Regions from separate parts of the Homo sapiens genome. Here all the other regions are linked to region 5. The links are chromatin loops, found by intact Hi-C in ENCODE. Cell type or tissue: heart right ventricle. All regions are shown on one strand.

Region 1 (4,000 bases), 220 kb before region 5:
CCAGGAGTTCCAGCTAGAAATCTGGGGTCATCTCCAACTCCCCATTCTCCCTCACTCCTGGGCTCAAGCCATTTTCAAACCCTATCAATCTTCCCTCCTTAATTATCTATCTTATTATCTATCTACCTTAATTCACACTGCCCCACCCCCCTTACCTGGTCTGCAGAAGATTGATTTCCCTGCCTCCAGTCTGCCTCATAGGAGTCTAATTTTCACACTGCTCTCAAGCTAAAATCTAAACTCCCCTAGCCATGCATTTGAGGCTTTTCATGATCTGGTCCATGCTAAACTATCCAGGCTAATTTCTCAGCAGACCTTCTCCTTTGCACCCCAACATTATACTTTAACTGTATCAAACTGTTCTCAGTTCTTTCAACCACCAGTTTTTCTCTATTCATCTCTCTTCCTGGATTACTCTCCTATGCACCAGCACCACCTTCCACCCTGTTCACCGAGGTAACTGCTCCAGATCTCAGTGTAGGTATAACTTCCTTTGGGAAACCACTCTGACACACTAAGATGGGTTGGATGGCTCTCTCCACATTGCCATTGTCATACTATATTGTTAATTAGAAGTTCCATGCACTCAGCACAATATCTTGCACATGGTAAATCTTCAATAGATAGTAGATAGACAGTAAATCTTCAATAGATAGTAGATGGATAGATGGACGGACAGATGGATGGATGGATGGATGGATGAGTGGGTGAGTGGGTGGTGGAGGATGGATAGATGGATGGATCAGTGGGTGAGTGGGTGGTAGATGGATGGATAGATGGATGGATGGATGGATGGATGGATGGGTAGACAGATGAGTGGATGGTTGGTTGGAATGAATGATGAATAAATGAATGAATGAGTGAATTAATGAATGAGGAGCTATTCAAATTAGGGCATGATTAGAATTTGGCAGAAATGACCCAAAAGGGCTGATTCCCTGCCCTACTGTAAGATGGTCCCCAAAGGAAGCCCGATCAGCTTTCTAGGAAGCACTGCCACCCACACCCTCCTCTGACTTCCTCAGAGCTGAAAAGTGCATTGTCAAACAGGGGGCCGAGAATAGATGACTGACTTCAACTGATTGACGTAAAGGTGCAGCTCTGGGGCCAGTCACACTGCTGAGTTGGGCAACAGTGAGGACAGAGCAGAAACTGCTTGTTCATCCTCATTTCATGAGGCCTGCCCTTTGGTCATCACCTCATGTTGCACTTCCTGTGTTCACCATTCATGTCCTTTCCACAGTTTCCAAAGGTGTCTCCTGCCACATTCACCTTCTCGAAGCAGAGGTCAGGGGCAGGTCGGGCTCCTGGGTGGGCAAGCAACATCTATCAGTATACTCATCTGTCAGAAGCCCCCAAGGGCAAAGGTATCTTTGGTAAAGTCATGAAGGTAAGAATATTTTCTGGGAGGGAATACTCAGCCTCTTCTTCCTGTTCCCTCCAGGTTACTCCATCCCCATATTCTCAACAAGATCTACTCAGAGAATAATGTTTTATATAAATCCTTTTTTTTTTCTTTCAGATGGATTCTCGCTCTGTCACCCAAGCTGTAATACAGTGGCACAATCACGGCTCATTGCATCCTCCGCCTCTTGGGTTCAAGCAATTCTCTACCTCAGCCTCCCGAGTAGCTGGGATGACAAGCACCCACCACCATGACTGGCTAATTTTTGTATTTATTTATTTATTTTTTTTGTAGAAATGGGGTTTCACCATCTTGGCCAGGCTGGTCTTGAAGTCCTGACCTCATGATCCCCCCGCCTCGGCCTCCCAAAGTGCTGGGATTACAGGCGTGAGCCACCACACCTGGCCTGTTTTATGTAAATTCTTCCTACCTTATTGAGGATTTATATTTGTGTGTGGGGAGGGTTGCATGCTAAGCCTGCTCTCTAATGAAGAAGCCATGTTCCGATTCAAGATTTTAAAAAATAGGTCATACATGCATAATATTTTAAAGATATAAGTATGTCTTGGAAAATTTTTCTTGTAGTCATCCAGTTCCTACTTCTCTACATCCTGGAGGAATAGCACTTATTAACAGTATATTTTCTAAAGATACTTAAATCTCTAATTTCTGTATCTCCTAGGTATAATTCTGTGTGTATCTTCTAGAGATAATCTATCTAATAAAGAATGGAAGCATATTCTTTTTTTATTTTTTTTGAGACAGAGTCTTGCTCTGTCACCCAGGCTGGAATGCAGTGGCACAATCTCAGCTCACTGCAACCTCTGCCTCCCAGTTTCAAGAGATTCTCCTGTCTTAGCCTCTCGAGTAGCTGGAATTACAGGCGTCCACCACCACGCCTGGCTAATTTTTGTATTTTTAGCAGTTACAGGGTTTCACCATGTTGGCCAGGCTGGTCTTGAACTCCTGACCTCAGGTGATCCACCTGCCTTGGCCTCCCAAAGTACTGGGATTACAGGCGTGAGCCACTGTGCCCAGTCTTTTTTTTTTTTTTTTTTTTTTTTTTTGAGATGGTACATCCCTCTGTCGCTTGGGCTGGAGTCCTAGAGTGGAGTGGCTCACTGCAGCCTCAAACTCCTGGGCTCAAGCCATCCCCCCACCTCAGCCTCCTGAGTAGCTAGGATTACAGGTGCAAGCCACCATATCAGCCACCTGAGTAGCTAGGATTACAGGTGCAAGCCACCAAATCTGGCTTGAAAGCATATTTTATTTGCTGTTCTACACCTTGCATTTTTCACTTAATTTTTTGTGGAAGATGATTTTATTCAGTAAATATAGGGCTGCCTCCTTATTTAGCCATAAAGCATTGCATTATATGAATGTACCAGAATTAATTTAATTGGTCCCTACTGAAGGACACATAGGTTGTTGTTGCTATGGCTAACAATGGTGCAGTAAACATCATAGTAAATATATCCTCACATACATGTGCAAGTGTTAGCTGCATTTCTAAGTATATCTCCAAATTGCTTTCCATAGTGGTTATATCTACCTGTTTCTTCACACCCTCCACAACACTATATCATTATTATTGTTGTTATATTATTATTATCTTAACTTTCAGTCTTTGCAATCTGATATATGAAAAATCTCACCTCATCATAATTATACTTTGCTTTCCCTTAATATGACTGAGATTAAACGTCTTTTCATAGCTTAAGGGCCATTTGCATTTGCTTCTCTGTCTCCATCCTCTGCTCATTTTTCTTTTGGATTACTCTTATTCAATTGTCCACTCTGAGAAATAAAAGCATCAAGGGACTGGGAAGGAACACTGTCCTCTGGTTCTCCCTGAACATCTACCCTGAGTCAAGGGGATGAAAGAGGTAGTATCTAGAGGTGCCATTTGAAGCCAAGATTCCAAACTACCCTGAGGGCCAGGGGAGGCTGGCTGGGAAGTGGTGGGCTGGGGAGAGCCGTGCTCCCCAGGAGAGCCTTACCGGGTCCCCACAGCTGCTGGCACTGCTCCTGGTAGGTGAGGCACATGCCGTTGTAGCAGTAGGCCTGGCCGCCCTCACAGGGGGTACCATCCATCTGGTAGAAGTTGGTAGGGCAGTGGGGAGACTTGCCCGTACAGAACTCCGGGAGGTCACACTGCCTGGCCTGCTCGCGGCACAGGGTCCCAGGAGCCAACAGCTGAGCCAAGGAATGAGAGGAAAACACAGTCAATCTCCTCCCCACCCTCAACCCTGTTGCCCAAGGGCTCATAAGGATCACTCTCATAGAACAGAATTTTCCATTACCATGATTTCACAGCACTTTTTACATGACCTCATTAGCCCAAACCACCTTCAGCCTTCTCATGTGAATACTGACAGAATTTCAAGCTGTTTTCACAAATGCTAACTCACTTTCTCTTCATAGAAGTCTTAAGAAAGAGGCAAGAAATAATACCTATACAACAATTTACAGTTTCCTACATGCTTTAGTAATAGCAGCTACTTTTATGCAGCTCCCACTTAAGTGTCCAGTACAAATATGACTTCACTTAGTTTTCATGACAGTCCTGTGTGATATAATTATCCCTTCTGCAGA
Region 2 (4,000 bases), 50 kb before region 5:
CCACCATGCCTGGCCAAGGTCAACTCTTTAACATCAAAGCTGGACTCCAACCCAGGTGTCTCTTCCACTAGGTATCTGAAGAACTTGTCACCCACTCTGGGATGGATAGGCCATTAGGGAGAGTCAGGCTGGGTTAGGGAGATGTGGATGAGGGAGAGGCTCACCCAAGAAGTGGAGGGATGGGACGTAGGAGTCCTGACTGCTGCCCCAGACTCCTATGAAATAAAGAGATGAGCTCAGCTTGTCACTGGAAAATCTCTGTGGAGTATTCATTGTGCCTGAAGTTCTATGATGGTGGCAGTGGACAGATGAAAAGTACTATCTCTTAAAGAGATTAAGTATGTTTGAACACAACTTCATTTCTTGTTGAAAATACATTTCATTTCCCCTCCCTTCATTCCCCCACCAAATGCATTGTACTGCTTTGGAGTACTTGGAAAAACCAGTTTAAAAACCTTGAGGCTGGGTATGGTGGTTCATGCCTGTAATCCCAGCACTTTGGGAGGCCAAGGCGGACGGAATCACCTGCGGTCAGGAATTTGAGAACAGCCTGGCCAACATGGTGAAACCCTGTCTCTTCTAAAAATACAAAAATTAGCCGGATGTGGTGGCAGGCCCCTGTAATCCCAGCTACTTTACTCTGGAGGCTGAGGCAGGAGAACCACTTGAACCCAGGTCGCAGAGGCTGCAGTGACCTGATATCATGCCACTGCCCTCCAGCCTGGGCGACAGAGCGAGACTCCATCTCAGAATACATACATACATACATACATACACACACACACACACACACACACACATACAAACCTTGCTGGATGCACAGTAGACTTTGTTCCTTCCCTCTACAACATTTCTCCATGACCTGGAACAAAAAGAAGGGAACTTCTGTTTACTGAGCACCTATGACCTGCAAGGCATTTTATATCTTACCTCATTCATTCCCCACAACAACACTTGTCAGGCATCACGCCTATCTTACAGGCAAGAAAACCAAGGCACAGAGAGGTGGAGGAACTTAATGTCAGATGTGAACCAGGCCATACGATGCACAGGGCGTGCTCTTCCCATGCCAGGCTGCCGCCCCAGTGATTCTCAGCTTCATTATGAGCACAGAGTTTATTTCAGCCATTATTGGCCAAAGGAACTGCTCTGTGAGGGATGCCCATGTTTGGAGCCTTCGTTTATGGTCCCTGGCCACTGACTCTTCTCCTACGGCTGTAGCTGTTGAGGACAGTGGTTGATAACATGTCAAGAAGGAAGCCTGGGATGAAGACTTATTCCCCACACTGCAGGTCCTAGCTCCAGGCTGTCAGGCAGGGGCAGTGATTTCAGAATGTGAAGGATTCAGAATTTGGTGGGTCCAGAGGATCCTGCCAAAGGGTTAGCCAGCTGGAATCAGAGGGGTAACTTGTCAGGGAGCAGGGGGAGGTAGGTAGCTGCTGAAGTTGCTGCTAAGAGTGATCCCAAAGTTCTGACATATCTGTCTCATCCATCCATCCATTCATCCATTCACTCACCAATCCATCCATCCATCCACTCATCCATCCATCCACTCATCCATCCAACCACTCATCCATCCGTCCATCCATCCATCCATCCATCCACTCACCTATCTATGTGGCCCTTGAACACACAATCAGAACATAAAGGTGGAAGAATGGGTTTTCTTCTTTGCTGTGACACCTCTGGCTTTTCCTGATCAGTGATGGGGACCTGCAGACTGGGAGTGCTTCAGCTCTGGTTCACTCTGATCTTGGGCAAGTTACCTCTCCACTCTGAGAGGTTGGGGAGGTGGAAGAAACCATATAGCTGTCTTGTGCAGATCGCCCCTCCTATTTCATCGATGGGTGACTGAGCCTGGGAGTAGGAAGGTGACTTGCCAAGGTCAGGTAAGGAATTAGTGGTAGATTTGGTACTGGATCCCAGGATCCTGCTGCTCATTTGTAAAGTGAGAATGGGAATCCCGGCTTTCCTCACTTCCCAGGATTGTAGAGAGGACCCCATGAGATAAATGGTGGGAAAGCATTTTGACAGGTGAGGTCACAAGGCCAAAAGGTGCCAAATGTGCACCTGGGGCCCTGGCTGCTAGACTAGGGCAGATCCCACAGAGACCAAAAGGGGTCAGCAGAGGCTTGTGCTTAAATGCTCAGCTAGGATCTGCTGCAAGGCACAATGCCTGGGTGCTGGGATTGGGGAGGGAAGCAAAGTCATTTAATTTTTTGAGACAGAGTCTTACTCTGTAGTCCAGGCTAGAGTGCAGTGGCACTATCTCGGCTCACTGCAACCTCTGCCTCCTGGATTCAAGTGATTCTCCTGCCTCTGCCTCCTGAGTAGCTGGGATTGTAGGCAGGCACCACCACACTCGGCTAATTTTTGTAGAGATGGGGTTTCACCATTTTGGCCAGGCTGGTCTTAAACTCCTGACCTCTAGTGATCTGCTCTCCCCGATCTCCCAAAGAGTTGGGATTATAGGTGTGAGCCACCGCGCCCATCAATTTTATTTATTTATTTATTTATTTATTTATTTATTTATTTATTTATCTGAGACAAAGTATTTCTCTGTCGCCCAGGCTGGAAGTGCAGTGGCACAATCTTGGCTCACTGCAACCTCCGCCTCCCGGGTTCGACTGATTCTCGTGCCTCAGCCTCCCTAGTGGCTGGCATTACCGGTGGGCGCTACCACGCCTGACTAATTTTTTTATTTTTAGTATAAACGGGGTTTCATTATGCTGACCAGGTTGGTCTCGAAAACTCCTGACCTCAAGTGATCCGCCCGCCTTAGCCTCACAAAGTGCAGGGATTACAGGCATGAGCCACGGCACCCAGCCTGGCCATTTTTCTGTAGAATTCCAGGAACAGGCTGAGTGGGGATGGGGGTGGTTCTGAGGCTACTAAAGAGAAGAGCCAAAGATTGTATAGGTAAATTCTACCTGCCAACGCCCTAGACTCAAATGCATCAGGCTCACCCCAGGAAGGGCAGCTAGGGCTGCCTTGTTCTAGAGACTATATGAAGGGCAAGGAAAAAGCCTCCTGAACCCAGGTGGAAGCCTAAATGCTAAGGGATGTTCTGGATCCTCATCATCAGATAATCCAGAGAGAAGTGAACTGATGGCCCCTCAAACCAGTGAGTAATGGGAATAAAGGAATGTGCTGTTCATCACAGCAACTAAAAGTCTGCAGGAGAGACAATGCTCTTGAGGGTAAGGGTAGTGATAGGAGGAGGGTCAGTCATTTTCATGCTAGTTAAGAAATATTTATCAGGCACTGTATTAGGTGTTGGAGATACTGAAATGTACAAGACAGTCATGGCCCCTTTTTTCAGAGCTCAAAGTCTAGTGGGGGAAACAGACATTAAATAGGCAATTACAGGCAGACAGAGCTTAAAAAGAGGATAACAGTGGCTACCTTAAAAGGATGTTGTGAAATTTAATGAGATAATCCAGGTAAAGAGTTTTATCAGGGCTTGGCACAGAGTAAGCCCTCTAAAAATGATAACTATTTTTCTTGCTTTGGATAGGGAAGTTAAAATGAAGGGCTCTGTGGAAGTGAAGTGTGAAGAGAGATCTATTCCAGGTCGGAGGCTAGGGAGTCCCAAGACCGCCTGAAGAAATCACAAGAAATCTGAAGAACTTTTAGCTTGAGGGAGAGGGAGGGGAGAAAAAAATAGCAACTCGTTAGCAGTTCAGTTTCACCACTTTACAGCCTATGAAGTCTTTGGCTTCCCTCATCTGGTTCGATCTTCAAACCTAACCAGACCGGCATCTAGAGTTAATATTTCCATTTTACACAAGAGGGAAGTGAGACCCAGTGGGAAAAATGACTTGTTCAGAGTCATAAAGCAAAGTCCGGAAGCAAGTCTTTCTGGTCCATTATGTGTGGGAAAAGTAAACAAAAACCGCGGGGCGTTACCGAAATATTAGGTTATAAACGTGGAACAAAGTCTAAGAGTTAACGAGAGCGAGGCACCACTTATAGGGGTGGGCCAGGTAGGTTTCCCGGG
Region 3 (4,000 bases), 290 kb before region 5:
TGGGCAAAGGATATGAACAGACACTTCTCAAAAGAAGACATTTATGCAGCCAACAGACACATGAAAAAATGCTCATCATCACTGGCCATCAGAGAAATGCAAATCAAAGCCACAATGAGATACCATCTCACACCAGTTAGAATGGTGATCATTAAAAAGTCAGGAAATAACAGGTGCTGGAGAGGATGTGAAGAAATAGGAACACTTTTACACTGTTGGTGGGTTGAACGAACACTTTTACACTGTTAGTTCAACCACTGTGGAAGACAGTGTGGCGATTCCTCAAGGATCTAGAACTAGAAATACTATCTGACCCAGCCATCCTATTACTGGGTATATACCCAAAGGATTATAAATCATGCCACTATGAAGACACATGCACACGTATGTTTATTGTGGCACTATTCACAACAGCAATGACTTGGAACCAACCCAAATGTCCATCAATGATAGACTGGATTAAGAAAATGTGGCCCATATACACCATGGAATACTATGCAGCCATGAAAAAGGATGAGATCATGTCCTTTGTAGGGACATGGATGAAGCTGGAAACCATCATTCTGAGCAAACTATCGCAAGGGCAGAAAACCAAATACCGCATGTTCTCACTCATAGGTGAGAATTATACAATGAGAACACTTGGACACAGGGTGGGGAACATCACGCACCAGGGCCTGTCGTGTTGGTGGGGGTAGGGGGAGGGATAGCATTAGGAGAAATACCTAATGTAAATGATGAGTGAATGGGTGCAGCACACCAACATGGCACATGTATACATATGTAACAAACCTGCACATTGTACACATGTACAGTAGAACTTAAAGTATAATAAAAAAAAGAAAGGCATACATATAGACTCTAATATGATTTGAGAAAAAAATGAAGTCATTACATGACAACTTAAAGCAAAAGGAAGGCAAAGGATCTAATGCTAGAGTGTTTAACACCAGCAAAGGATGGTTTGATAATTTTAGGAAGAGGTTTGGCTTAATTGTCAAGGTAACAGAAGCAGCAGCTTCTGCCAACCAAGAGGCAGCAGACAGGTTCCCAGGTGCCATTAAGAAAATCCCTGGGGAGGATGGGTGTGGTGATTTAAGCCTGTAATCCCAGCACTTTGGGAGGTCAAGGCAGGTGGATCACCTGAGGTCAGGAGCTTGAGACCAGCCTGGCCAACATGGTGAAATGCTGTCTCTACTAAAAATACAAAAATTAGCTGGGCTTGGTGGTGGGCACCAGGAATGCCAGCTACTCGGAAGTCTGAGGCAGGAGAATCGCTTGAACCCAGGGGGCAGAGGTTGCAGTGGGCCGAGATCACACTACTTCACTCCAGCCTGGGCAAAAGAGCGAGCCTCCGTCGAAAAGAAAAGAAAAAAGCAGGAACAAAACCAACCTGGGAAGAAGTGATAGTGTCTGAACAGGTTTTTAAAGCATACAAAAGTGCTCTATTCCGGAAAAAAAAAAAAAAAAAGCCACAGAGGACATTTATTAGTAATGAAGAGAAGCAGGATTTAAGGCAGGAAATGATAAGCCAACTCTACTGTTTTGTGCAAACACAGTCAGGTTTATGATCAGGAATTCCCTTTTCTATAAAGCTGCTAATCCCTGAGGCTTAACAGGAGCAACAACAACAACAACAAAACAAAAAACAAAACAAAAAAAAGAAAACACCAGCTGCCATTCTTTTAGTTGTATAACAAGAAGGCCTAGACAATACAAATACTTTTTCTAGACTGGTTCCATCAATGCTTTGTCCCTGAATTTAGGAAGTACCTTGCCAGTAAAGGACTGCCTTTTAAACTACTTTTTAAAAATCTTTTTTCCCCTTTTTGTGGAGTACAGGGTCTTGCTATGTTGCCCAGGCAGGTATCAAGCTCCTCGGCTCAAGCTATCCTCCCACCTCAGCCTCCCTAAGTGCTGGGATTACAGGCATGAGCCACCATGCCCAGCCCCTTTCAAACTCTTTTGATATTGGACAATGCCCCCGGCACCCAAAACCCCTAAGTTCAACACTGAAAAGTTGGTCTACTTCTCCCCAGACACAACATCTCTAATCCAGTCTCTCTAGATCAGAGGGTCATAAGGACCTTTAATGCTCATTACACATGGTACTCTATGGAAAAGATTGTTGAACTACCAGAGAGAACCCTGCTAGAGAGAACATCAAGAAAGTCGAAGGATTACACCATTCATGATGCCACTGGTGTTACAGAAAAATCTGTTAAAGCCATCAAGCCCCAAATAATAAATTCCTACTGGAGAAAACCATGTCCAAATGTTGTGCATGACTTCACAGGATTTACAACAGAGCCAATCAAGGAAATCATGAAAGAGATTGTGAATATTACACAAAATTTAAGCACCAGTAGATGTCACCCCAGAGCAATTAACAGAAGATGACTGGGAGATGAGTGCTTCAGAACCAGGGCCAGGCAATGAGGAAGAAGACACAACAGTAGCTGCGTCAGAAAAGAAATTGACATTAGACCATCTGGAAGAAGGGTTTTGATTATTCAAGACTGCTTTTTGACTTCTTTTATGACACGGGACCCTTCTATGATACAGTCACTGAAACTAAAGCAAATGGTGGAAGGAGGATTGGTACCATATAGAAACATTTTTAGAGAAATGCAAAAGCAAAAAAAAAAAAGTCAGAAACTACAATGTATTTTTGTAAAGTTACACCAAGTGTGCATGTGTCTCCTACCTCCCCTTCCACCTCCTCCACCTTTCTGCCTCTGCCATCCCTGAGACAGCAAGACTAATCTGTCCTCTTCTTCTTTCTCCTCAACCTACTCAAAATAAAGTTGACAAGAATGAAGACCATTATGATGATCCATTTCCACTTAACAAACAGTAAATGTATTTTCTCTTCTGTATTTTTTAGCTTACTTTAAGAATATAGTATATAATACATATACAAAGTATGTGTTAACAGTTTATGGTACCAGTAATGTTTCTGATCAACAGTAAGGTACTAATAGCTAAGTTTTTTGGGAAGTCAAACTTATATGGAGATTTTTGACTCCACAGATGTCAGCACCTCTAACCCCCACATTTTCAATAGTCAACTGTGTTATTGCAATGTAAGTTTGTAATGCTACATTTTGTTTTCTACATAATTTAAGAGACTAATGCATTTTTAAAACAATTATTAGTTTACATTTTTGGACACAATGTACAAAGATGCATTTTTTTTTAACTTCAATAGCTGAAAGCAGTGGGGATGCAGCTGTAAATGAACAGAACTTGTATGTTATTGAAGTTATTAAAGCTGACATAAATTCAAATTATAGTGTTAAACTTTAGAATGTTCAGTGTAATATTCACAGTAACTGCAGAGAAAATAGTTATGGAATTTACACAAAAGGAGGTAAGGAAATTGAAATATCTCACTATTTAAAAAATTAAATATAAGAGTCAATGCAGAAAAAGACAAAAGAAGTTATAAGGCATATAAAAAACAAACAGCAAATGACAAAAATCCCTCATCAGTAATTACTTTAAATTTAAATGGATTAAACATTTCACTCAAAAGACAGTTTGGCAGAATAGATTTTTAAAAATGATCTAACCATATGCTGTCTATAAGAAACTCACTTTAGAATCCAAAGACATAAATAGGTTGAAAGTGAAAAGATATTTCATGCACATAGCAACCAAGAAGGGCAGGGATGGTAATACCATCAGATAAAACAAACTTTAAATTGGAAGAATCATAAGAGACAAAGAAAGAAAGGTGTTATATATTAATAAAAGATTCAATACAGTAAGAAGACATAACATAATAAACATTTACATACCTAATAACAGCTAATCAAAACATATGAAGCAAAAGGTGGCTGAACTGTATGGAGAAATACATATTTCCACAATGATAGAAACTTCAATATCTCATTCTCAATAATGGACAGAACGACCAGACAGAAGGAAATAGAGGACTTGAACAACACAATAAATCAGCTAGACCTAATAGACATATAGGACACTCTACCAACAA
Region 4 (4,000 bases), 210 kb before region 5:
TAGCAGAGGCGGCACAAACACTCCAACTGGAAGGCTTCTTCATATCTGATTTTTCATGGGGTATTGGACAGTTATATGTAGGAAACACCTGTGACTAAGAAATTTTCAATTGTGTTCTCTTTGACCTTGAGTTTTGAAACCAATGCAAATTCTTCCCCTCCCACTAGCACCATTGTGACCCCTCACCTCTTCTTCTCCACAGTCACACTCTTCCCCATCTTCCAGATACCCGTTCCCACACCTCCGGCCTCCATACAACATCCTGGTGTCTGGCATGTTGGAGAGACACATTCCACCACCTGACTGCAGATACCTGTCCAGCTCCCTCCTGTTGCATCCATTGAACACTTTGGGAAAGGGGTGCCTGGCAGAGGACAAGGCTGGAATTAGTGGGGAGTTTGAGCATCTAGCAGTCAGGCAGGTGTCACTCGTGCTGTCACTCCTGCTACCCGTGGGGCTGACTCCACCTGGGTTCAGACCCCCATTGTCTCACACACATACATTCTGGCCCCTTAGAACATTTACCAATACATTAATTTAGAATTTTTTCATCCCTTGAGTTCGTGTCCTTAGTAGGGACATGGATGAAGCTGGAAACCATCATTCTCAGCAAACTATTGCAAGGACAGAAAACCAAACACCGGATGTTCTCACTCATAGGTGGGAACTGAACAATGAGAACACTTGGACACAGGAAGGGGAACATAACACACCGGGGCCTGTTGTAGGGTAGCAAGAGGCGGGGAGGGATAGCATTAGGAGATATACCTAATGTAAATGACGAGTTAATGGGTGCAGCACACCAACATGGCACATGTATACATATGTAACAAACCTGCACGTTGTGCACATGTATCCTAGAACTTAAAGTATAAAAAAAAAAAAAAGAATTCTTTCATCCTTAGTGATGAGATATTAACCACCCCATAACATTCTATTTTTCTTAGTCGGCATGCAGAAAGCATTTGAGAATCAGGAGTAGCAATTTCTGCCCATTGCATGAGGGGGCTGCGATAAGTAAAGGGTTGTGAGTGTGTTACAAGAGGTCTCCTGAGACTTAGCACTGAAGAAAACACCAGCCAACCTAAACTTTTCCTGAAGCTGATATCAGGTGAATATTCTCTTGTGACAGAGGACCAGGCCAAAAAAAGGCCAAGATCATAAGTTTTATTTCATTTTGGGCCAGTGATCTCATTGCTGTTCTAAGGATGCAGAGGGCATTCCAAACTCAACCAGCCAACTCATAAACGCATGCTCTTTATCACAGGAGTATGGAAGGTCCTGGGTCCCACCATTGGTGAAAAGGACAAATAGTACAGCCATCTGGGTCTACAAAAGGAGAGTTATCCTGCTCCCAATTCTCTAAACCAATTAAAGGTTAAACCCTCCAAGAAACTGGAGCTTTTCCTTCAGTGGGAAGGTATGCTCCAAGGAATTTGTTACTAATAATTGTTAAACTATCCATATTTGTGAATAATTTAAAAATGAAAGAGAGTAGTAATCAATATAACTCTCAATCATTTGTCTTCAGATACGCTTTTTAGATTGAGAGAGAAAGGGGTGAGCTTAACCATGAGCTTATAGGGATCCAGGCATGACTGTGAAGCTGTATCCTGCCTCATTCTTTTTTTGTTGTTGTGGTTTTGAGACGGAGTCTTGCTCCGTTGCCCAGGCTGAAGGCTGGAGTGCAGTGGCACAATCTTGGCTCACTGCAACCTTTGCCTCTCGAGTTCAAGTGATTTTCCCGCCTCAGCCTCCCTAGTAGCTGGGACCACAGGCGTGCACCACCACGCCCAGCTAATTTTTGTATTTTTAGCAGAGACGGGGTTTCACCATGTTGGCCAGGCTGGTCTCGAACTCCTGACCTCAGGTGAACTGCCCACCTCAGCCTCACAAAGTGCTGGAATTACAGTCGTGAGCCACCGCACCCAGCCAACATCATCCTTTCCATGTCACAGCTGAGAAATAATTTTAAAAAATTGACACCAGAGCTCTAAGAAAGCTGCACTGTTTCTTGGAGACATTGAAACACCATTCTCTAAGAATCATAAACAGGCCCTAATGGTGTGGGGTGAAGGAACACAAGGTCCCAACGTGATGCCTTCCAAAGAGCCTGGAAGAACCCAATGCTTTGTGCTGCCTGAGTTCAGATGCTAGAAGACAAGTCCTTTGAAGAAACTCCCTAATTCTCTTCAGAGACTCTGGTTTTAAAAATCCCTCATGTCCAGCGCGGTGGCTCACACCTGTAATCCCAGCACTTTGGGAGGCCGAGGCGGGTGGATCACGAGGTCAGGAGATCGAGACCATCCTGGCTAACATGGTGAAACCCTGTCTCTACTAAAAATACAAAAAATTAGCCGGGCATGGTGGCAGGCGCCTGTATTCCCAGCTACTCGGGAGGCTAAGGCAGAAGAATGGTGTGAACCTGGGAGGCAGAGCTTGCAGTGAGCGGAGATCACACCACTGCACTCCAGCCTGGGCGACAGAGCAAGACTCTGTCTCAAAAAAAAAAAAAAAAAAAAATTTCCTCATGACCACAGGGAGATGCAGCTGCCTCACCCTGTTCCTCATGGGTAATGTGGCCTGCAAACTCCCTGAGAAGTCACTGTGGGGTGTGTGGATGGCCCTCTTCTTCAACTTGTTCTGTTACATCGGAGCTTTCAGTGAAGCCTGGAATTGAAACAGCACTGATCCAACTCTCTTGGGATAGAAGAATTAAGGGCTGTGGCTATGATCAAAATGTGTCCTCATAAAAAATTCATGAAATAAAAAAGACACATATGGCCAAGCCAATTTTATAACTCAACACCTTAAAACAGAAATTAAATAAATCTAGGGTTACACCAGCACCAAACCTCCTGCTGGAAAGTTAAGTTCTTGCTGCACATTTGCCTTGGTCTTCTCTCAATTTCTTTGTTGTAAAAACTACATTTTTTGGCCCCATCAGAAGTTTAAGGGAGTCTCAGTGGGGCCAGCTGGGAGGAACCCCTGGGTCACACTGTCCAGGTGTGCCCGCCCTCCTCCCCATCCTCCCTCTTGCTGTTTGACTCACCCAGTGGCAGCTGCCATGATGCACCCACCATCAGCCGCACTGGCCGAGCAGCAATCTGCAGAATCATGGGTCATGCCAAAGTTGTGGCCCATCTCGTGGGCCATGGTGGCAGCCACGCCAATGGCATTCTCGGAGTGGTCCTGCTCAGAAGACAGAGTTGAGGTCAAGGTCAAGGGGACAGATCTGCCTCTGCCCCCCATCCCTGCCTTATCCTTAGCCAAGTCTTGCAGGTCTCCACCAATTCCACTGTCACTGAGCATACAGACTCTCCATATGTGCCTCTGACAGCAAGGCTGAATCTGCTGTCACTAGGAGGAAATCAAATGTTTAAAAGTCCATGTTTCCTGAGTTCTCAAAGGTTGCAGACCACAACTGACCTATGGATGAACTTCCAGACCAATAAATGCTTTCAGAATAAATAAAAGAGGAAGATTTTTCCCCATTCTTCTTCTGAACATATATATTTCTCCAGACATAAGGAAATCAACATAGAAAACACGACCTTGATTCAAACATAGGGTGTACTTGGCTTAGTGTTTCCTGAGAAAACCACACAAGACAGATACACTCCAGGCACAGCACTTGGTGTACTGTCTGATGATGCAAAAGCTAAAGAAATCAAGAGGAAAAAAACCCAGCAGGAAAGAAGCAGCAGAAAGAGATTTACTAAACATGGAAGTGTGTTTCCTGCATTATTTCATTTAATTCCCATTCCTATCCTATGATTATCAACTGTAAAACTATGCGTTTTTTACAGCTGAGAACACTCATTAACTCACCCAAAATCACACAGCTGTTCTTTGAACCCAACAGGCTCAGACCCTAGAGCCTGTGGTTTTGGCCATTATGCTACTTTGTCGATAAATACAGAATGGATAGAGGGACAGACAAATAGATGAAGACAAGTCTTCCTTGATATGCACTTCACAGGTTAGAAATGAAGAGTCA
Region 5 (4,000 bases):
TATAAGAAAACCAGTCATAGTGGGCTAAAGGCACATCCTAATGACCCCATTTTAATTGCTTACAGTAGCCAATAGGGCAAAGACCCTACTTCCACATAAAGTTACATCCACAGATATATGGGTTAGGACTTCAACATATTTTAGGAGAGTCACAATTCCACCCAGAACATGTAGAAAAGTTAAAAAAATATATAATGGATACCCATAAAACCACCACTAGATTCAATAGTTGTTAACAGTTTGCCACTTTTGCTTTTACTACCAATCTACTTTTTTACTGTTACTATCTCATCCCTAAATACTTCTTAGTGTGTCTCCTAAGATTAGTCTTTTACACACTACATTATCATACCTGTAAAATTTAAAATTCCCTAGTATCCACTAATAAAGAGTGGCAATAGATTATATTATTACTCAAAAGTATTCACTTTCCTCTTCTCTATGGGAAGATGACACACTCTTCCCCTATAATCTTAGCGCTTGGCCATATTGCTTCAGCAAACATATTGTGAGCAGCAAGATGCACATTGTGCGGTGTAGAAGCTTTTCTAATCATTTCCTGGGTTTTGGGGTAAGACACAGGGATCAAAACAGCTATCAGGAATATAACCATAGTCAACTGGCAGTACAAGTGACTTGAACAGGAAATAAACTTTTGTTTTACAAACCACTAAAACCTAGGGTTGTTTGTAATTGCAGATTTCCCCAGTGAATTTAGAGCTGTTTTTAATGGTTTTTAGGCCAGTATCCAGTCAAGAGTTTTGCATTGTATTTGGTTGTTATGTCTCTTAAATCTCTTATTCTGGAACAGTCCCCACTTACCTTTTCTATTTTTTTTTTTTTTTTTTTTTTTTTGAGACAGTGTTGCTCTGTTGGCCAGGCTGGAGTGCAGTGGCACAATCTTGGCTTGCTGCAAACTCTGCCTCCCAGGTTCAAGCAATTCTCCTCCCTCAGCCTCCTGAATAGCTGGGATTACAGATATGAGCCACCAAGCTGGCTAATTTTTATATTTTCAGTGGAGACAGGGTTTCCCCATCAAGGCCAGGCTTGTTTCCAACTCCTGGCCTCAAGTGATCCACCCGCCTTGGCCTCCCGAAGTGCTAGGATTACAGGCGTGAGCCACCATGCCCAGCCCTCCACTTACCTTTTCTTTCTTCCCTGTTTCTCCTCCTTTTTCATTTTCCTTTTTTCTCCTAGGACACATGTTCAAAGATATTGTTCTTCTTGATAAAATTTACTTTTGAAGAAGCCAAGTCAGTGATCTTACATAATACCCTGCATCCTGAATATGTCTGATTATGTTCTTTTGGCGTGTGTGTTTTTGTTTTGTTTTGTTTTTTTAAGATGGAGTTTTGCTCTTGTCACCCAGGCTGGAGTGCAATGGTGCTATCTTGGCTCACTGCAACCTCTGCCTCCTGGGTTCAAACGATTATCCTGCCTCAGCCTCCCAAGTAGCTAAGATTACAGGCACTATCAATACAATTGCAATACAATTGCAATCAATTATAGTTATTATTTTTATCAATGCCCAAATTATCGCATATTTGGCCAGTGGGAACCCCTTTAAGCTGGCTCATCTTTTTTGAGATACACTCATTAGTCTGAGCATTTCCTTCCTTTCTGGGACAACACAGTGTCCCAGGCTCGCCTAGAATTTCCTCTGCCACAATGTGGAGCCAGCCATTTCTTCAAGGAGTTTATTTTCATTTTCATGGGGAATGGTAATTTGAAGTTAAGATCTGGATGCTTACTGCTTCTGGAGTGTCATTTTATCTCCACCCAATGGACAGAGCTGGGAAATACACTTTATTTTTTTGAGACATTATCTGGATCTGTCGCCCAGGCTGGAGTGCAGTGGTGAGATCTCAACTCACTGCAAGCTCCTCCTCCCTGGTTCAACCGATTCTCATGCCTCAGTCTCCCGAGCAGCTGGGATTTACAAGCATGCCCCACTATGCCAGGCTAATTTTTGTATTTTTAGCTCAGAGTTTCACCACATTGGCCAGGATGGTCTCAATTTCCTGGCCTCAAGCAATCTGCCCGCCTTGGCCTCCCAAAGTGCTGAGGTTACAGGCATGAGCCGCCGCACTGGGCCTGGAAAATACATTTTTAAAAATCATGAATTCAGGGCCGGGCATAGTGGCTCACACCTGTAATCCCAGCGCTTTGGCATGCGGATAGCTTGAGCCCACAAGTTGGAGACCGGCCTGGTTAACATGGGGAAACCCTGTTTTTTCTTTCTTTCTTTTTTTTTTTTTTGCTTTTAAGGAGCGGAGAGTTTAATAGGTAAGAAGGAAGGGAGAAGACAGAAGAAAGAAGCTCCCCCATACAGAGACACAGGGATGGGGGCTCCAAAGCTGAAAGAGGAGGTCCCCACCTGGCAGGGACACCAGCCAGGTATATATGCAGAGGCTGGAGGTGGTGTTTGATTTGCACAGGGCTCAAGGGATTGGTTTGACTAGGCATGACATTCACGTAGCCTGTAAAAAAGCTGACCCTCCCACCCTAGCCTTTTAATATGCAAATGTAGGGCGCCATGATGTTCTACACTCCTGGGGATATTTGGAGGTGGCCATGTTGCCAGGAACATGTGGGGAAAGGGCAGGAAGGCCACAGGAATCTCCATGTTTGGGTGGGCCCACTTTCTAATGGTCAGTATTTGCATATCAAAGGTTGGTGGGCTGCTGCTAAGAGCCAGGGATTTAAGAGAAACTTTTCCAGAGATGCTTTAAAAAACAAAAGCTTCCCTTGGCCAGGCACGGTGGCTCACGCCTGTAATCCCAGCACTTTGGGAAGCCGAGGCGGGAGGATCACGAGGTCAGGAGATAGAGACCATCCTGGCTAACACAGTGAAACCCCGTCTTTACTAAAAATACAAAAAAAAAAAAAAAAAATTAGCCGGGTGTGGTGGTGGGCACCCGTAGTCCCAGCTACTCAGGAGGCTGGGCCAGGAGAATGGGGTGAACCTGAGAGGCGGAGCTTGCAGTGAGCCGAGATTGCGCCACTGCACTCCAGCCTGGGCAACAGAGTGAGACTCTGTCTCAAAAAAAAAAGAAAAAAAGAAAACTTCCCAAGGACCTCTCTTCCTACAACATTCCCCGCTATGGAGATGCCACACTAACTGCTGTTAGAGGGTTTTGGGTTATGGTTCTTTCTGGCTACTTTCTGCTGAAAAGGGGAGTCACATGGGGGAACAGCAGCTAGGGCTCCTCCTGGGGTGGATCTAAGGGTCCTCAGAAGAATGGCATCTCCATGTGTGTTTCAGTTTACAGCACCGTTTGGAGTTTGATTGCTTCTAGGTGAGAAGAAACAATTTGAGTTATAGTATTGAGTATATAGGCTCCAAATATCAATACAAGACATATAAGCAAGAGAGTGCTTAAAAAAGGGGTTAACCAATTCCATAAAGAAGACTGGAATTTATTAAAAAGGGATTGTAGCCACTCAGAGCTGAAGCTGTCATTTTTCCTGAGCCTGTCAATAATTATGATTTGATTTTTTTTTTTTCTGAGATGGAGTTTTGCTGTTGTTGCCCAGGCTGGAGTGCAATGGTGTGATCTCGGCTCACTGCAATCTACGCCTCCCGAGTTCAAACAATTCTCCTGCCTCAGCCTCCTGAGTAGCTGGGATTACAGGTGCGTGCCACCATGCCCGGCTAATTTTTTGTACTTTTAGTAGAAACAGGAATTCACCATGTTGGCCAGGCTGGTCTCGAACTCCTGACCTCAGGTCATCTGCCTGCCTCAGCCTCCCAAAGTGCTGGGATTACAGGCATGAGCTGCCATGCCCAGCTGATTTGATTTTTAAGTACCTGTAGATTTTCCTCTACTTTACTAGCGGTGTTAATCCAAAAGCAGCATGTTTCATTTAAAACTGCATTACTAAACCCCAAAAAAGGCCTAGCAGACTCAGTGATGGTAAAACTTTCATGCTTCCTTTTTGTCAACTATTATCCCTGCTATAAAGATAATAATTAAGCAAAATACTACAGCAATGGAAA
Region 6 (4,000 bases), 390 kb before region 5:
TTTATCATTCAGGTCTCTGTTTAGCAAAACTTCTTTAGAGAGACTTTGGACTTCCTAACTCCAAATGATCCCATTTTCTTATTTTCAAAGCACTTCTCCTCTGCAATCCATGCCTCAGTGTGAAAGATAGTAACACTCTCAGCTCATAGGGTTGTGGTGAGATTTAAAATGTGTGTGTGTGTGTGTGTGTGTGTGTGTGTGTGTGTGTGTGTGTTTGTGTTTAAAGTGCCTGGGAAATAATAAACACTATGCAACTGTTACCTATTATCTGAAATTATTCCATTCCTCTGTTTGTGTTTATATTATCAGTCTTTCCTCACTCGAATATAAACTCCATGAGGACAGGAACTTTGTATTCCCAGTACCCAGAATGTTTCCTGGGATACACCAAGCAGGCACTCAATTGCTTTTGCAGTAAATGAATAAAAGAGGAAAGTGGCTCAACTTCTGTGTTGCCCATCTTTAACTTAGAAACTCTGTTTCACATATTGAGCTTCTGTGACTGAAAAGAAATTTGACGTAACTTGTCTAGAGCAGAAAACAATTTTACTTAAGTTATATAAGATAGTGCTCTGTGGGTAGATCCTATGATCTGAAATAGATGTATCTGGGCAGTTGAGAGTCATTCACAATCTGTTTACTGGCCTTGTTTCACTTTTATTCCTTGCAGTGTCCTGTTGGATAAACGTTTTCGAGCTGAGTGTAAGAATTATGGCGTCATCATTCCGTATCCACCGTCCAATCGCTATGAAACACTGCTGAAGCAGAGACACGTCCAGGTATGGGGAGCAGAAGCCACCTTGGAGATGGAAGGGGCAGGAGAGAGCAGCTGCGAAGTTAGCATAGAGATCAGAAATCAGGCCTGGGTATTGTCTGCCCGGCATGTTGCCAGTGTGGATTTCCGAGCCTGGGTGTAGCACAGCCTCAGGATCTCATAAACAATAAAGAGGCATTGGGCTTCCTTTGGCTCAAGTTCTGGGCTTCTCCACCCATCTATAGCCAACCTCTGACAAGTTATGGCAACCAAAGCCTTTGTCTTCTCATCATAACCTGCAGCCCACTTTTTTCAGCTGGGACTGCCACTTAGAGATGGGTAAATCTGTCCCTGAACAGGGCCCAAGTGCCGGTCTAAGTGAGGAAGACTGTGGCGCCTTTGAAATGAAAGCATGTCAGGGCAAATCCACGGTAGAAATTGGGTTTTTTGTGTGCAGAGTTGGTTTCTATTAACATTTGACCCTATATGTAGAGGAGATGTTGCTGGGAACTGAGAAACATCCCCATTTAATAATATTAATGTGAGGCAGACAGACAGCATAAGAGATGCCCCAGCAGATGTCGAGCCCTCCTCCTACAGCCCTGCTGTTGGCCAAGCGGGTGGCAAAATGGCCTTTATGCTGTGACGTCTGTGTGCTTATTATGTGGTCCTGGTCTTTGTGAAAGGGCCAGGCTGAGGCTAAGATCATGCCAGAGGTGAAAAGGAAAGAATTCATCTCAGAAACCCTGGACATTCCCATTACTATGAGAAATCCAAGGGAGATGGAGAATCATTAAGAGGGGGGAAAAATAGAATTTGTACTTCTGTCAACAACAGGGGCTCAATGAGAGCTTTTCTTTCACCCTTTCAGAAGATTACTGCTATCGGTTACAATGCAGCCAGAATTAGCCACAGGATATTAAATACTGAGGGCTTTATGTGTGCATAAGATGGCTATAAGGGGCCCTGGTCAGTTGGTAGAAAATTGATGCCAAAAGAGAAGTTGAAAAATAAAATAGTTAAGAATAATCATTTGACACCTAGCAAAGTGCTGTGGACACAGCAGGTACTCAACAAATGTTCATTGCTATCTACATAGCAGCTGCAGTAATGCCCGCGTGTACCCCAGTGGAAAGTACCTTAAGTTATATTTTCCATTCTGTAATCAGACCTTCATCCTCTTGCTTTTAAATTTTCCCTCATGAAGGCACAATGTGGGCCCTTGCTGAGGCAGCTGCTGTGCCCTGGTGACTGAATTGAGTGCAAGAAAGATGGCAGAAAGAACCCCAGGGCTAAATTTGGGATGTCAGCAGAAACACTTATGGGAAGCCAGAGCCTACCCTGAACCTCTTCCCACAGCCTGAGTGAATCGTATTTTTCCTAAACTTCCTGTGTTTCAAGCCTACAGGGAAGTTGAAAGAATAATACGATAAACACTTATTTATCCCCTAGCCAGATTTGCAATTATTAATGTTTTACCATATTTAGTTCACATTCTTTCTCTCATGTATGTATTTTCTCTCTAGCACTTATACAGTGCGTATGTTTGTGTGTGGGGGATGAATATACATACTTTTGTTCTTAACTATTTGAGAGTTTAAGTTGCCAAATCATGACATTTCACCCCTGAATGCTTCAGCCTATATCTCCTAAGAACAAGGACGTTGTCTTATAAAAACAGAATAGAATGATGATACTCAGGAAATTTGACAATACTACTTTCTAAATACAGTTCCCATTCGTCCCAGTTATGTCCTTTGTAATTTTAATCCAGTTTCTTATCGGTGCATGCACGTAGTTGTCAGGTGTCAGCGCGAATCTTTATTTATTTTTTAAGAGACAGGGTCTCTTTCTGTCGCTCAGGCTGGAGTGCAGTGGCACAGTCATAGCTCACTGCAGCCACAAACTCTTGGGCTCAAGCTATCTTCCCACCTCCAGCCTCCCAAGTAGCTAGGACTACAGGCGTACACCACCACACCTGGCTAATTTTTTTTATTTTTTGTAGAGACAGATTCTTACTGTGTTGCCCATGCTGGTGTCAAACTCCTGGGTTCAAGCTATCCTCCTGTTGCAGGACTTTTTCTCAGTTCAGCTAAAGATGGGGTTCTTGTCTGTCCCATGACCATGAAAAATTAGGCTTGCAGACTGTTTAAAGGGTAGGTAAAGCAGGGTTTAATTGGGTGAAAAGGGAAAAAAAGGAGGGAAACAGGGACTCTCACAAGGCCAGAGTCCCTCAGCTAGAGAGCTTCCCGCCAGGCCGTTGGAATCCCAGGTTCCACACAAGAAGAGGAGGGGCCAGGCTCCTCCCTGCTGCAAACATCATAAACTTCCCGAGGCTCCACCTCAATGGACAGGCTGGTTGGAGTTTCTCCAGGAAACCCCTCCCACCTGGCAGTCTCACTCCCACCTTGGTCCCCCAAAGTGCTGGGATTACAGGCATGAGCCACTGCACCTGGCCAGTGTGAATTTTAAGTAACTTTTCTCTCTCTCTCTTCATCCAGCTGTTGGGTAGATCAATTGACTTGAACAGACTCATTACCCAGCGCATCTCTGCCGCCATGTATAAATCCTTGGACCAAGCTATCAGCCGCTTTGAGAGTGAGGACCTGACCTCCATTGTGGTAAGAGTCTGGGAGCGTGTGGGATTTCTGCTCTGTGATTTCTCAGACTAGAAGCCTAGATGGGGACTGTAGTTAGTCTAGTGCTGGGCCAGTTAAAGAGGGGCAGTGAGTCTCTTTCCCATCTGAATGGAGCTGGGAAAGAAAAACTTACACAGAATAAGAGTAATCTTACGTTCCTGATTGCCTTGGGAACGATAGCATGGAGGGGGTCTCCTTGAGATTTCTAGAGATGGCCAACCCTCAGACACAGCTGCATGTCCTTAGGATCCTGCAGGCTGAGCAAGTAGGTGAGGGGTCCTAAGAAGCTAGGGAAAATTGCACAAGAGGGTTGGCTTCACAGGTGTGCAGTAGTATAAGGCCCAGAAGGGCTTTGCAGCTGGTTTACCATTCTGCTTCACTATCTTGAAATTCTTAAACAAGGGGGCCCCACATTTTCATTAAACATTGCACCCTGCAGATTATGTAACTGGTTCTGATGCACAAGCCTGGAATAGGCCTACTCCTTTCTCCCAGAAAACAGCAATTAAAACGACTCTCTGCTAATTCTCTCTCTTCAAGAATTAGAGTAAACTTGACTGGTTGTTCTTTCAGTGAATCAAAGGAAGATTTCAGTGCCTTCAAAAGC

What was found. Hi-C counts contacts between places; a loop is a spot of excess contacts. Peaks named below come from ENCODE experiments on the same cell type or tissue, not always from the same donor. Only the 100,000 strongest peaks of a DNase experiment are listed, where the experiment ranks them.
Region 1: it touches region 5 in a loop (2.7-fold over the local background); 10 of 110 quality-filtered maps call a loop at or near these places.
Region 2: it touches region 5 in a loop (6-fold over the local background); 33 of 110 quality-filtered maps call a loop at or near these places.
Region 3: a loop joins it to region 5, with 18 times the contacts of the local background. A loop is called at or near these places in 87 of 110 quality-filtered maps.
Region 4: it touches region 5 in a loop (2.4-fold over the local background); 11 of 110 quality-filtered maps call a loop at or near these places.
Region 6: a loop joins it to region 5, with 3 times the contacts of the local background. A loop is called at or near these places in 68 of 110 quality-filtered maps.

The regions. Positions count from the first base shown.
Region 1 is chr5:157,493,489-157,497,488 of GRCh38, forward strand. It overlaps ADAM19 (ADAM metallopeptidase domain 19), which reads right to left. Exons shown (of 23, transcript NM_033274.5): 14 at 3,406-3,601; 15 at 1,199-1,307. Among named protein-coding and RNA genes, the nearest start is that of NIPAL4, 35 kb to the left of the region's middle. RefSeq lists an enhancer at 3,007-3,508. In heart right ventricle, no CTCF peak of the experiment used is centred here; no DNase peak of the experiment used is centred here.
Region 2 is chr5:157,666,991-157,670,990 of GRCh38, forward strand. It overlaps a transcript of SOX30 not described here and a transcript of C5orf52 not described here. Among named protein-coding and RNA genes, the nearest start is that of C5orf52, 2.5 kb to the right of the region's middle. In heart right ventricle, a CTCF peak has its summit at 2,103 (motif pointing right); a DNase peak (open chromatin) is centred at 2,140; H3K4me3 peaks cover 527 bases.
Region 3 is chr5:157,429,628-157,433,627 of GRCh38, forward strand. The region is part of intron 1 of NIPAL4-DT (NIPAL4 divergent transcript); the gene reads right to left. Among named protein-coding and RNA genes, the nearest start is that of NIPAL4-DT, 28 kb to the right of the region's middle. In heart right ventricle, CTCF peaks have their summits at 2,371 (motif pointing right) and 2,575; no DNase peak of the experiment used is centred here.
Region 4 is chr5:157,502,617-157,506,616 of GRCh38, forward strand. ADAM19 (ADAM metallopeptidase domain 19) reads right to left here. Exons shown (of 23, transcript NM_033274.5): 11 at 3,053-3,192; 12 at 187-364. Among named protein-coding and RNA genes, the nearest start is that of NIPAL4, 44 kb to the left of the region's middle. RefSeq lists enhancers at 37-96, 547-606. In heart right ventricle, no CTCF peak of the experiment used is centred here; no DNase peak of the experiment used is centred here.
Region 5 is chr5:157,716,908-157,720,907 of GRCh38, forward strand. No RefSeq gene overlaps it. Among named protein-coding and RNA genes, the nearest start is that of THG1L, 13 kb to the right of the region's middle. In heart right ventricle, a CTCF peak has its summit at 1,772; a DNase peak (open chromatin) is centred at 1,844; H3K27ac peaks cover 589 bases.
Region 6 is chr5:157,330,072-157,334,071 of GRCh38, forward strand. It overlaps CYFIP2 (cytoplasmic FMR1 interacting protein 2), which reads left to right. Exons shown (of 31, transcript NM_001037333.3): 20 at 671-779; 21 at 3,256-3,375. Among named protein-coding and RNA genes, the nearest start is that of FNDC9, 14 kb to the right of the region's middle. In heart right ventricle, no CTCF peak of the experiment used is centred here; no DNase peak of the experiment used is centred here.